Regions from separate parts of the Mus musculus genome. Here region 1 is linked to region 2. A link is a contact called in ENCODE Hi-C or POLR2A ChIA-PET data. All regions are on one chromosome and are shown on one strand. The core of a region is the stretch at or near the end of the contact, and the rest is flanking DNA. Distances in the headings are between cores, read along the strand shown.

The links. A loop is a pair of places that touch in the nucleus more often than their neighbours do. ChIA-PET counts read pairs that join two places held with the same protein, here RNA polymerase II (POLR2A).
Region 1: a loop to region 2 is called in a map of heart, with 2.0 times the contacts of the local background. The contact joins two enhancer-like sites. A Hi-C loop is called at or near these places in 2 of 37 maps with a recorded cell type or tissue (both heart). POLR2A ChIA-PET finds 5 or more read pairs at or near these places in 3 of 5 experiments (Patski and embryonic stem cell).

What each region holds. Positions count from the first base shown.
Region 1 is chr10:59,537,079-59,543,697 of GRCm38, forward strand. All of the region lies in intron 1 of Mcu (mitochondrial calcium uniporter), which reads right to left. Among named protein-coding and RNA genes, the nearest start is that of Gm40671, 35 kb to the right of the region's middle. Within about 2 kb of position 2,557, at least 3 of the 3 ENCODE cell types and tissues checked have a DNase peak (open chromatin) inside an H3K27ac peak, as active enhancers do; they include heart, where a contact is called at or near this core.
Region 2 is chr10:59,498,262-59,505,282 of GRCm38, forward strand. All of the region lies in intron 1 of Mcu (mitochondrial calcium uniporter), which reads right to left. Among named protein-coding and RNA genes, the nearest start is that of Oit3, 60 kb to the left of the region's middle. Within about 2 kb of position 5,235, at least 3 of the 3 ENCODE cell types and tissues checked have a DNase peak (open chromatin) inside an H3K27ac peak, as active enhancers do; they include heart, where a contact is called at or near this core.

The DNA of each region.
Region 1 (6,619 bases), core at 1,307-3,806, 36 kb after region 2:
GCACCCACATGGTGGCTCACAACCATCTGTAATGGGATGCAATGCCCTCTTCTGGTGTGTCTGGAGACAGCTACAGTGTACTCATACACATAAGATAAATAAATAAATCTTAAAAAAAAGAAAAAAAAAAGAATAGATGGCCTTTCCCCATCGCACCCCAGCCAGGCCCAAAACAGGCACACATTCTGTGCCACAAGGTGCAAACTCAGCATAATTGTCTTTCAATTTATATTTTCTTCAACTTGATATAAAGGTCGTTTATAGTGTTAAACTTGGGAAAAGTTTATTGAATGCTTAAGAATACGTCCCTTGAACAATCCCTCCCTTCCTACATACGCATGTCCTTGCGTTTGGCCATGTGAGGTCCAGTCCATGGTGACTTCTAAAAGAAGGTAGGGAAACCTGAGCTTACTGGTGTGGACGAAAGCAGGTAGCAAGGAGACAACTAACGCTGCAGACGTCTCTGCCCACGCATCATGTCTTCAGGAAGGCTGCACTTAGTCGGAAAGCTGGGGACACTGTATGTGCGTGCTTCTGCATAATTTAATCCCAACCCTCCTGTGACCTGTAACTATCATCCTTACCCTTTCTATAAACACTGACACCCAGGGCGGGCACAGGGCAGAGAGCAGCCCGTGACTGAAATCAGACACATCTGATTCTAAGCACAGCTCTTCCCACGATGTGACTCATTGGGAGGAGAGTAAACAATGGCTGGCTACTCCCTAACATTCCAGTGCAGTCCACAGCAGCCCAGCTATTGAACCAACCCTGCCAAAACCCCACAGCCAGCCGGGACTACAAACTGGTGTTGCCTCTGACTCTGCAATTCATACCTACTGAAATGATCTCTCAACAGATCAGTCTACTAAAGTGTCTTTATTTTATTTTATTTTATTTTATTTTATTTTTTAAGACAGGGTCTCACTATGTAGCTCTGGCTCTCTGGAACTCACTACGTAGGCCAGACTGGCCTCGAACTCAGAGAGCTGCCTGCCTCTGTCTTCTGAGGGCTGGGATTTAAGGTATGTGCTACCACACTGGCGATCTGTCATCTTGTGTGTTCACTGTAGTAAACTGCCTTCCTTGAGTCTTGTAACTCTCCTCTCAAACTGGAGAGAAGCGGCTTGGAGTGGAGGAAGTGGCTATTTTCTTCAGGATCCCTAAATTGCTCGACATGTCCCTGGAATACACAGTCAGTAAACAACTATTAATTAAGAGTTGCTGAGCAACGCTCCTTTGATTTCTATAAAAACCTCCTTTGTCTCAGGGATCCCTTCATTCATTTCCATGATTACACCGACAACTGACACTAGATTAAAATAAATGGCTACACATGCATTATAGTGCTTTTCTTGCAAATTAAAATAAGATGAAAACCCGCAGCCTTGTGAGGTCTTACAGAAGCCTGGCCCGGGGACACTCGGAGATAAATGGAGCTTCATTTCCACTTGGAGAATTTACATAGACACTCAAAGTGAGAAAGAAAACGCAATTCTTGACTACATACCAACACATAAAAGCAGCTCATCTCAACCCCAGATAAATAGCTACTGAGCAAGCGTGCCTCCCTAGAGTACCTCTGGCTCTTTCATATTCAGTTTCCTCTAAGCTGCCACTAAATGTGACGGTCACAGAATGTTTTTAGACACTGGGGTTTCTATTATGACCATTTAAAATAAAAACAAAAACAAAACTCTGGTGTGTTTTTAAAATGTCACCCTCAGTCTCTGCATACCACCTGCAACTTTACGGGACCCCAGTGGGAGGGGTGGCTGGGGAGGAATCAGGATGGTGTGTGAAGGCAGAGATGACAAGTGTGGTAAGCTCAACCACTAACCTTGCCGCAGAAGCACCAAGGTTATGAGGAAAGCCCTGACTGGCAGCAGCGCAGGCAGGGTTGTCTGGAGAGGCGGCCACCACCAGGCGTTCCGCTCACTGTGTGAGGGAGCTGAGGAGATTCTCCTGCTGGATCACGCAAGGGCAGCTGCATGCCTAGCAGCTACAACAGTGGTTCTCAACCTGGGGGTCGCGATCCCTCTGACAAAACCCTCTATTATCCAAGATTACAGTTATGGAGTAGCAACAAAAATAGTGTTGTGGCTGGGGGTCAGCACAACATGAGGAACTTTATTAAGGGGTCACGGGACGAGGAAGGTCCTGAACCACTGAGCTAGGGGCAGGAGAACTCTAGGTGAGGGAGAACAAGGGCCACCCCTGCCTGTGCATCCTAGAATCGCAAACTCATTTGGCAACAGCAAGGTCCTTCTTGAACAGCTTCATCAAGGGAGTAAAAGCTACGTTCTCCAGAAACTGATTGGCGTTTTAAATCATTCTCTTCATGCTTTCCTGCTCCTCTCTGCAACAAGAGCACGGGCCACTCTGGTGCTGAAATGCATTAGCATTTAGGAATTACCCGAATTGCTCTTGGGGGGAGGGATCCCCGTGGCAAGATATGGCTGCTGTTCTGCACACTTCAGGCGGAGCGCGCCCAGCTCTCGCCCACGCACACCTACGGCCAGGCTTTCCCCGCCGCCGCCGCCACCGCTGCTCTGAACCTAGCAGGCTGCTGCTCCGCCTCCCTGGACAGCAGCACATTAGCATTGCTGGGAGCTGCCCACAACCCAGAGGGCTTTTCCTGACAGACAAGGACAGTCAGAGATTTAATCCCTACAGACAACTGCTTTGTGGGACTTTCCAGCAAGCCCATTGCCAATTCTTCAACCTCTCTCCTACAGCTAAATGCAGTCCACTGAAAAGATTCCATTTGCTCTCAACAAAATTCAGGAAAATCAGACGTGACTACCCCGGAGCTCGATTTTAAAGTTAATGAATCACATTCACGTTAGTTAGCTTTAAACCCGGCAGTTGCTATCTGCACTGAGGGACACTTTTCAAGGAGATCTAATAAAACTGAGCCGCATCCTCCCAATGGGGCGGTTATTACTTGGATAGGAGCTGAAAAATGAAAACTAAGAAAGCAAAATCCTTCATGCTCCCCTTTGCCTCTGATCAAATCTTGCCCCTCTCTGCCTGTCATTCGCTTTGGGTCTCAAGGCAAAGTAGAATAAAGTCTATTTGGAATGCTGACACCTCCTAGATCCAGGCCTGGGGCTACCCACCCCTGCAGTACAGCACAGTGGGTTAACCCAGAAGCCACAGCACCCAGCAGTGTGGGTCTCCCACAACAGGAAGGACTAAGCCAGAAGCCACAGCACCCAGCAGTGTGGGTCTCCCCACAATAGGAAGGACTAAGCCAGAAGCCATAGCACCCAGCAGCGTGGGTCTTCCCCTGGCCTCCCTTGGACTCTGCAGCAGGGTTAATTGTGTGGAACAGCCAAAATGGTATAGTAATTGGATATTGACTTTGGGGGGTTGATAATTTCTTTAACGCCTATGGCCTCAGACTTTCTAATGAGCCTTTCCTTAATCTGTGGTTGAAAACTGAAGAGTTGAGGACACGGTAAAAGATTTTCTAAGAAGGAAAGGAGAGAGGGCAGATGCAGGTGAATATTTTGCCCAGTCACACTCCTAGCCTTTGGAGGTCAGCATGGAAGGCCCTTCCTGCAGGCATCCTTTTAGGGGTGCAGGCCATTCCCTACCACCCCCTATCTGTATGCTTTGCCTGGAAAACTCCCTGCTTTCTCTTTTCTTTGGAGAAAAAATAAACCGTGTCTGCTCTATATTAATGATTTACAACAATCCCTTCCCCATCTCTATCCTGTAAGGTTTAACTTGGGCATTCCACTCTTGGACTTTTCCCACAAAAGAAAGCAGACTAGAAACCTGCTTTCTAGAGGTAAGCACACAGCATACCTCTACCAAGTGATAAGATCCATCTTGAAAGCAGTCTCCATGATGACGTCTCTAGCCAGCATGGAGGATGGATGTGCAACTCGGTGACTTCAATCAAACTATTTAATGAAGTACTTAAGGTAGATATTGATTATGCTTAAAGTGCATTCTGCAAACCTCACGTCAATTGAGTTACTGTTTCTTTTTTTATAGATGAGAACTCCCTTCACACTTTCCTGTAGAACTGCTGGCTTCAGGTTAGACACCACCAGTCTCAAGGCCTTGCCTAGTTCTGCGCTAAGTTGGTTCAAGGCTAGACAGCTGCACTACTCAGGGTAACCTCTGGCTTGATGTGCACATATGTAAGGAACTAAACAACTAGTGAGAGGAACAACCAGACGCACATCCTGATGAAGTGAAAAAATAAAGCAACCTGGGGGGGGGGCTGGTGCATTTTAACTGCTGTGTTACCAAAGCTGGCCTGATCCTCCAGCTTCAGCCTCCCAAGTGCTGGGCTAGGTAGGATTTGTAAGTGCAAGGGGATGAGAGAGGATGGGGAGGGAACACGCATACCGTGAAGGCAGGGATGTAGGTGGCACTCGAGGGCACAGGAATGAACACACCTAAGCAGCCCGCATTGTCTACCGACAGTTAGTGCTCCTGGTTCCTGAATGCATGGCCAGGCAGCCCTTGTTCTTCATTTTGGTTCTAGTCAGCAAGGGTGATGGAAGATTCCGGAACACAATGCAGAGACTCACGATCCAGGAACTGGAGCGAGAAGTCTGCAGAGTCCTGGCAGCCCTCAGAGTTTCTCTCATGGAAGGGATCCCAGACCCAGACATCTGATGGAGACGAGAGGGTACTTCCTGCCTCTGCAGATGCTGCCCAGGGATGGTGCTAAGTCAGTGTCCGCTCTGTTAGCATCCTCTATAGAGATCTCGTCGCTAGCCGGGCTTGAGGATCATTACCCTTTTGGCTGATCTGCAAGGACCGTAAATGTATCACAGCCACCAAGACAAGTGGGGTGGGGAGAAACTGGCGTGAGAATATTCCTCTTTTCCTAAGGGATGTTGGAAATGAAACAGCTTTTGCTCATTCTTCACCTAGGAATTAGCTTGAGTAAAGTTCTCTCAGTGGTTCCTAAGACAAAAACATCTGCATATGTTCAGCTATAGGACTCTCCAGACTGAGTCCCAAAGATTGGTTTTAGCTAAAAAATGGGGTAAGTAAATGATGCCCCGCATCTCCAGCACTGTTGTTTTTGGGGGACAGAAGCTGGGAGTCCACACCACCTATAACCCAGCTAACCTTAAGCAGGCTTTAACTCCACACTGGTTCATGTGAAATCTAGGAAAGTCAGGAGGCTGTATCCAGAAGCAAAGTAAGCCACTGGGAAATCCCAAATGTTTGCAGCCAGGCTGAAAACACGATTAGTCTCCATAGCTAAACAAACAGGTCCCTGGTGGCTTCAAGCTGCCTCCACCTTGACAAGTTCCTCTCCGTGCACTCCTTAACTGACAAGTTCGATTCCAAAGTCTCCTGGCCGCTAGTAACAAGAGGCCAGGCCCTGCGTGCGGATAACTCCGCTCCGAGCTTCTCCCTTTCCTCCCATACCAGCGCTCCAATTCCGAAAACTGTGTTAAGGTGGGAAAACAAAAATTAACCAGATATCTCTGCATATCAGACCATCACAGTGTATATTAAGCGGCCACCACAATGTCACCAAGTTAAAACATCATCCATTATTTCATGTGTTTGTATTATACTTAGAGGCTGTGTTTAATTCCTTAAGGCTCCTTTTCCCATCTTAAATTTTTTTTTAATTTAAAAAAGTTTAGTGGTAATAGCAGGAGTGTGCACACATGCACATGGGCACATGTACATGCACGTGACGTAAGTGTGTGGTCTCCCCTGCCAGCACACAAGTATGTAGGTCCGAGAGGACTGGTTCACAGGGCTGGTTCTTCTTTTGCATTTATGGGAGTGAACTCAGACCAGCAGGCTAGCTTGACAACTGGCAGACCTCCATCTAAAATCAGATTTGACTCTCGTCTCGTAATGACCCTGTGAGTGTGAGAAAGATATTTACATGGGGGACAACTAGGATGCAGATGACAAGGCAAAATGCAGCCACTGCTATTCCAAGTCTTCCCTAGACCTTCCTAGATGGCGAGAAGTTTAGGAGGCCAATCATAAGAGGGGCTGTGTGGTCTCATTCGAATCTCGAAGCCCCGGTGCTCCTGCTCTGCACGTGGGATTGTGGAAACTTACTTAACAAGAGATGACTGTGGTATCTTGCTTCCACTCTTCCTAACTCATCCACACCAGACACACACAGAGACTCACACACAAATCTATACCAGCCAAGCATTTGCAAGAACTGGCAGATTTAATTTCCCACGTCCTTCCCCAATGGGAGTTTTAAAACATACATTTGATATGTAATTTATATTTCATAAAAGTCACATTTTAAAGTGTATACATGGGCGGTCTTGTTACATTTGGAGTTATGTAACCATTACCACTCTGCCCTTTCAGAGGGTTTTTATTACGGCAAAGAGAAATCCTATGCTTATTCTCACGTGTCTTTCCCGTTTCCCCTGGCTTCCGGTAACCACTAACCACTAACCCACTTTCTGTCTCTGTGAATCTACCAATCCTGGACACTTCATACAATGCAATCAGACAGCTGGCTTGCTGTCAAAGTTCACTCATGTTACGTCACTTGACACGATTTCTCTCTTCCTGTGGGTGAACAGTCCTGCTGTATAGACATACCACATTCTGCACTCGGCTAATGGATCTGGGTGTTTTCTGCTTTGGG
Region 2 (7,021 bases), core at 3,985-6,484:
AGAAGGAGAAGAAGATTCCCAGCTCAAAGAATAGTTTTAACAAGCTCATAGAAGAAAATTTCTTAATCGAAAGAAAAGCATGCCTACAAAGGTACAAGCAGCTTACAGAACACCAAATAGACTGGGTCAGAAAAGAAAATGCTCTTGCCACGTAATAAAACACTAAACACACAGAACAAAGAATATTAAATCCACAAAGGAAAAAGGCCAAGTAACACATAAAGGCTGACCTATCAGAATCACACCAGCTTCTCGAGACAGGTAGAAAGCCCTAGGAAACTTAAGGACAGAGAGAAGTGCTGTGGGTGTTGTCTTCCAGATGGAATTGATCAGGACACATGCCAGCTGTGACTGCCTGAACATCCTTCCCTCCGTCTCGTAAAGGAAGGGAGGGAGACGGAGAGAGGGGAGGAAGGGAGGAAAGGAGGGAAGCCGGAAAGGAGGAATGGGAGGGAAGGAGGGAAGAAAGGAAGGAAGAGGGGAAGGAAGATGGAGGGAGGGAGGGAGGAGGGAGGAAGGGAGAGAGGAAGGGAAGAGGAAAGGAGGAAGGGAGAGAGGGGAGGGGGAGGAGAGAGGAGGGACACAGGATAGGAGAGGGTCAGTTGGGAAGGGAGGTTGATGGAGTAGAAAAGGGGCCTGTGAAAGAATGGGACAGTGAATGTAGTCTACCCAAATGATTGGATTCCAGAATCCTAGGAGGTGAGCCTGTTGAAGAAGAAGGGGTGGGGGAAGAGAAGGAGACGGAGAAGAAAAGAGAAGGAGGAGGAAGAGGAGAAAAAGAAGGAGAAGGAGGAGGCGGAGGAGGAGGAGGAGGAGAAGGAGGAGAAGGAGAAGGAGAAGAAGAAGAAGAAGAAGAAGAAGAAGAAGAAGAAGAAGAAGAAGAAGAAGAAGAAGAGGAGGAGGAGGAGGAGGAGGAGGAGGAGGAGGAGGAGGAGGAGGAGGAGGAGGAGGAGGAGGAGGAGGAGCAGGAGGAGCAGGAGGAGCAGGAGGAGCAGGAGGAGCAGGAGGAGCAGGAGGAGCAGGAGGAGCAGGAGGAGCAGGAGGAAGAAAGGCAGATGGTGCCTGAAGAATGACACCCAAGGCTGTTCCCTAACCACCACCATCACCTCCTCCTCCTCCTCCTCCTCCTCTTCCTCTTCCTCTTCCCTCCCCCCCCTCCAGAGTTTATGGGCATTCTATAATTAACTGTGTAAAACTATTGCAGTTGGCCTACAGCAAAACATATCTATAGATAGCAGTGTACTCAATTTGAAGTTTGTTTTTTTCCACGTTTATCTCCTGATATAATAAAACTACTGAAGCATCACACCAGTGAGAGACTTTTACTACCTTCAACCAAAGTACCAACTCAGGCACTCAGCTCTCAAAGCTTGAGGACCGAGAGGAGGGGAGACCCTGGAGTTATTAGAAAAAAGTTATTAGTTATTGGGACCTGGAATTCCAGGCCCCAAGATGCAGTTTCCCACCTGTTATATTAATACTACATCTGTTGACTATTTCACTTAAGGGGGAGTGACCACACTCGAGTGAAGCTTTGTATTTGAACTTTAATGTTCTATAGAAACACACTCACAAACCATCTCTATGAGAGATTTGCCTCTTACTGGAAAGTCTCATCCATTAGAAAATATAGTTCATTTTTAAAAGCATGAAGATCTGTACCCCGAAATCTGTGTAAGGTTAGCTCTACCATGTGGAAGGCAGATACTCCAGGTTTTTCAGAAACGTCCCTTCAGATAGCAACAAAACAATTACACTGAACCGCAGGACTCTCTGGATAACTAGGAGACAAAGTGTCGTCTTATGAAACAAAGTGTCTTATGCAGTTTAAGTCAGAGTGCTATTAATGTGTGCGAGTTAATGCTTTGATATCAGAAAATTATTCATCCTCTGGTTATTTAAAATGACTGTTAGACTTTATTATATCTGGACTAATGTTTTCCCCACTAGATACATTGTAATGTTATAAAAGAAGTCATGATTAAATATATAAAAGTATATGCCTTCAATTCCCAAGGCAGCTTCTGTTCTTAGTAAATTATTAAATCTATCCAAGTGAAGTGACTTTAAAAAAAGAAAAAATACTTGTTGCCAGTGGCTAGAGCAGGGCTCAGCAGTTAAGAGTGCTTCTGCTCTTTCAGAGGAGCCAGGTTTGGTTTTCAGCACCCACACCAAGTGGCTCACAAACACTTGTAACTCCAGCTCCAGGGAGATCCAGTGCTCTCTTCTGGAGTCCTCAGGCACGCCTCTGGTGTACATGAACTCACAAGAACCCATACATACACATAAAAAGAATAAACCGTTTTTTTTCCTTCTAAATTACCAATGTTTTAGCGGGGATCAAGATGGTGATTGAAGCCAGTGTTCCCAGCACCTGGGAGGTAGAGGCAGGAAGATTTAGAACTGAAGGCTAGCTTTGACTATGTACTGAGTTTGAGGCCAGTCAGAACTACAGGAGACCCTTGCCTCAAACAAACAAAACAAAGGAGAGTTTTTGTTTGTGTTTTGAACAGTGATTCTAGGTTCTCTGTAGCAAAAGACGACCTTGAGTCTCTTCTCCTCCTGCCTTCAGCTCCCAAGCACTGGGGGTGTACATTTCCTCAGGGATCATTTGTGGTGCTGGATATTGAAGCCATGACTCTGAAAACGTCAGGCAAGCATGCTCACGAGCTAGGCCACACCCCCAAGCATGCTTACCAGCTAGGCCACACCCCCAGCCCTTGTATTACTTTTAAACACATTATGTCTTCAAGTTCATCGTCTTTACAACTTCCATACACTGTTCCTAGATTCAGTCCAAACCCTTTTATTCCACCATGCTGTGTTCTAATATCTGTTCTGATGACACACTCCCCTTTAGGGTTATGGTCAGCCAGAAGACTTCGTACATATTAATCTCCTTACATATTAGGACCTCTCAGTATGCCAGGAGGTAGTAGAAACTTCATAAAGACTTACTTCACAGAATTGTCGCGCCCCCCACCCCTTTTTCCCCTATTTCAGCTTCTTTGACAAGCTCTATGACAGCTTTGTACTCTACTCTTTCCCTTGGGGAATTATTGCTGATGTTTTATTTACTGCTGAGGGAGTCTGAGAAATTAGAAGAAATGACAACAGCTACAGGCATTTGGGGAGTAGTTAGAGTATTCCTTCACCTACATATTTAAGGTCTGTTTTATTTTTGGCTGCTGCGGGTGGATTTCATGTTACATTGAGTTGGTTAATAACTATACTGTTAACTATTTTTAGACGACAAAATACCCAACCACAAAAATTCTTAAGAATCCTTATCCACAAAAATCCTTATCGACACATAAACACTAGGATTTGTTCTTGATAACTCTTTATACTGTTCCAAAAGGAATGAAAGCAGAATGCCACTTGTTAGACTGACTAGACAGACATCATTTGGAAGACGCTCATATCGCGAGTGGAGAATGGAACATGATGTAGTGGTCTTCTTAACAGTGCTCTTTGGCAGAAGACTTGAATCTGTGGGTCCCTCTGTCTTACCATCTAAGTCTATGAAGTCTCCGGTCACTGCGGCAATGACCTTGGAAGTATTTCGTTTCGGGTTGGTGGTGGATAAACAGGTGTTGATTACATTAGTTTCTGGGTTTTATAAAGTGCAGTACTGTGTAATGTTTGAAAATACTCTTTCCTATTTGGGGGACTCCTGGGCTATGCGAACCTGGGCTGGTTCTGACAGCTGTCGCCTGCACCTGTGGCGTCTGCATCACCCAGGAGCTAGTCAGGAGTGAGGGGCAGACTCCCAGCTCCCACCTTAGCCCTCTGGCTTTGTAACAAGGTTACCAGAAAATTCTTATGCAAACAGAAGCTCGGAAAGCCTTGTGTAGCTCACCCAATCCAGATTTAAGCGCAGGCAGGAGCAAGGGAGGTGTGGTGGTCTCAGACCTCCACCTCCTCTCTTATCAAGACCCTGGCAGAAGCAACGGAGTTTCAGTGAGAATCCCTGTGGTAGAAAGAATGCTGCCTAGACAGCTTGAAAATGAGATTCTCCAGTCATACCTAGCTCCATGACCTTGAACCAGACTTTTCGCCTTTGAAATGAACAGGCCTTACAGCAGCCATTGTGAGTCTTTACAACTCGGAAAGCTATGAATTTGTGAAGACAAATAGCGATGTGTTCTTTCCTGACATGTGTCACGCACAATGAAGTAGTTGAGGGGGATGATTTAACGGTTTGTGCAGCTGGGAGAAACGGTGCAAGAGACAGCAGGAGTAAGGCTTTGGGATCCCGTCCCTTCGATACTTTGTATCTATTCAGCACGGAAGCTGAACTTCTCTGTGTTTCACACTTGGATTCTGAAAGATGCACAGTGGTGAATAACTTAGGCGGTGGGCGGCAGCTATTAATACTCCCTCCCGCTTCCTTTGTTCCTGAATACAGATAAAAACAGGTAACAAAAGGGTTCCAGAGATGAAAACAGCTCTTACATCGTGCACAAGAGCAAGAGAATGCTAGTGTTCTTACGAAATCAGGGTTAAAGTGTCTACAGGTAAAGGAACTGGGAAAAAAATAAAACCAACATGTATGTGAACATGTGAATGCACCTATGTAGAGAAGATGAAACTAATGTGCATCTGTACACGTGAATGCACATATTCAGGGAAAAATAAAAGTAACACACGTGTGGACATATGAACGTACATATGTGGAGACTATGAAACTAATGTGCATGTGTATGTACATGTAAATGCACATATGTTGGGAAAATAAAGCTATCATGTATGTGAACATGTGAATATGTATGTAGAGAAAATAAATCTAACACACATGTGTACATGTGAATGCACATATATAGAAGAAATAAAACCCGTTTTTTTCCATATGCATATACATAGGGAAAATAAAGCAAATGTAGTCACATATTAATAACATAAATCTAGATGGGGATAAGACTACATGCACATTGTATTCTTTCTATCATTTTCTTTAGATTTGAGAATATTCAAAATAAAAAAAAACTGAAGGAGTACAAACTAACATGAATATGCTTCTTGCTTTATTTATTTTTTTTAACAAGTAAAATGTATGAGATTTAAGTTTTTGGTAAAGTTTATAAAGCATCAGAGACTAGGATGGAGAAAGCAGTAAGTACGGTATTTTAATAACTCGTCTTCCTTCTTCCTGCGATGCTTCTTTAACGAAATAAACAATGTCCAACCACCGGGTGGGAGATGACCCAAGCAACAGGGCGTGGCAGGGAAGTGTGAGGTCAGATGCCTGGGACTCGTGCAAAGGGGTCATTCCTGCAAGCCAGGTGCTGGTGGAGGGGGGCAGGGACGGCATCCTGGGCACTCACTGGCCAGCCAGATTAATCAAACGGGAGTTCTAGGCTCAGTAGGAGATAATGAATAACCTGGAGAGGAAGCGAGGAAGGCACCTGAGGTCACCCTCAGGCCTACAAGTGCACCCATGTAAATAATGTGTGTATACCTACATGCGCGCGCGCGCGCGCGCACACACACACACACACACACACGAGGGGCAGTGCAGATAAATAGGTCTGAAGTGACTTTTATTTTTGCTCTGGCGTCAGCTAGTATTGGAAAAGAACGCAGCTTTCTTCCTTCCTTCCCCGTGAGGAGAGGGGTGCAGTAGCTGTCCTGAGCATCGCTCTCTGTCCTCCCACGCGCGCATGAGCGGAGTGGATTTCTACACTAGGAGAACGAGACAACAGGCGAGAGTTCCAGCACTGGAGTGGGTGTGTTTCAACACCCTTCCCATTTACTCTTTTTACCGACTTATGACCCAATCAATGCACGCTTGCCTTTCCGGGATAACCGCCCTGCTGAGTTAGCAGCTCCAGCTGTAGCTCTGGCAACAGGCAGGGACCAGGAGCAGCCAGTGCTCCTTCCGCACTGCCAGACGAAGTCCCATAGCAATGCCACCCAGAACAAACACACTTTAATTAATGAGAGATTTAAACACATTTGTTCTTAATACCCCGGGGCTTCATAAAAACACGTCAAATTCAATGACTTTTTTTTCCTTTTCTCTGATGTTAGTTAAGTGGATGGATTTATTTTAGTTTGCTGTTATGCTTCATATAGTTAACACATTACTTAAAATGATCACAAAGAGGCTGTTATTAAAACTCTTACAAATCAAATCATCACAGTGTAGTGTAAAGGGATGCAGACAAGGCAGCTAGGGTGATTTTCATACATAATTGAAAGCCCAACTCTTTGCTTATTCTGCCTGAAGCCAGCTCTTCGCTGGTCACGTGGGACCAAACACTCAGCCAACAGTTCTAGTCATGGCTTCACAGTCCGAGCTGACAGAGGCTCAATTACATATTAATAATGACTCTTCTTACAAATACCACTACCATCTTCATTTTGCAAGAATTATGAACAGCTAGGAATGATAATTCATGTTTGCATAGTACCCAAACTATCCATTGATTTAAACATGAATAAATTGCAAAAGCAATGTATAGTAAATGTGTAAGCTATAGAGTATGTAAGTTATAGTACTTGATGAATTAACATACAAATACATGCATTATTACTTTATCTTTAATGGGTATATAAATATATACATATTAATAACTATTGAATATGAGGAATATATACACATAACAACAACGAATATGTGAATGTGATTACTCTTAAGACTCATAGAGATGGTATATCATTTTTATACTACATAGCTCTGGAAAGAAAATTTTGGAAATTGGGGATGGAAACAGAGAGTTTTGACAATACTGCAATATGTATTTTCCATGATAGTATTAAATGCCAATTTAACAGAATGGAGAATCACCAGGAACTCAGGGGGAGATACGGACATTAAGGTCAGTCTCTGAGACTGTCTATGAAGTATTATCTTAATTATAATAATTAGTGTGGAAAGTCCCATCTTAACTGGGTAGGACCACTCCCCAGCCAAGGACTCTGGACTCTAAAAAGTGGAAAAAGCAAGCTGTGTACTGGCACACACGTATCCACGGCTCTCTGCTTCCTAAGTTCTTCTCATACAATATGGTTTGCT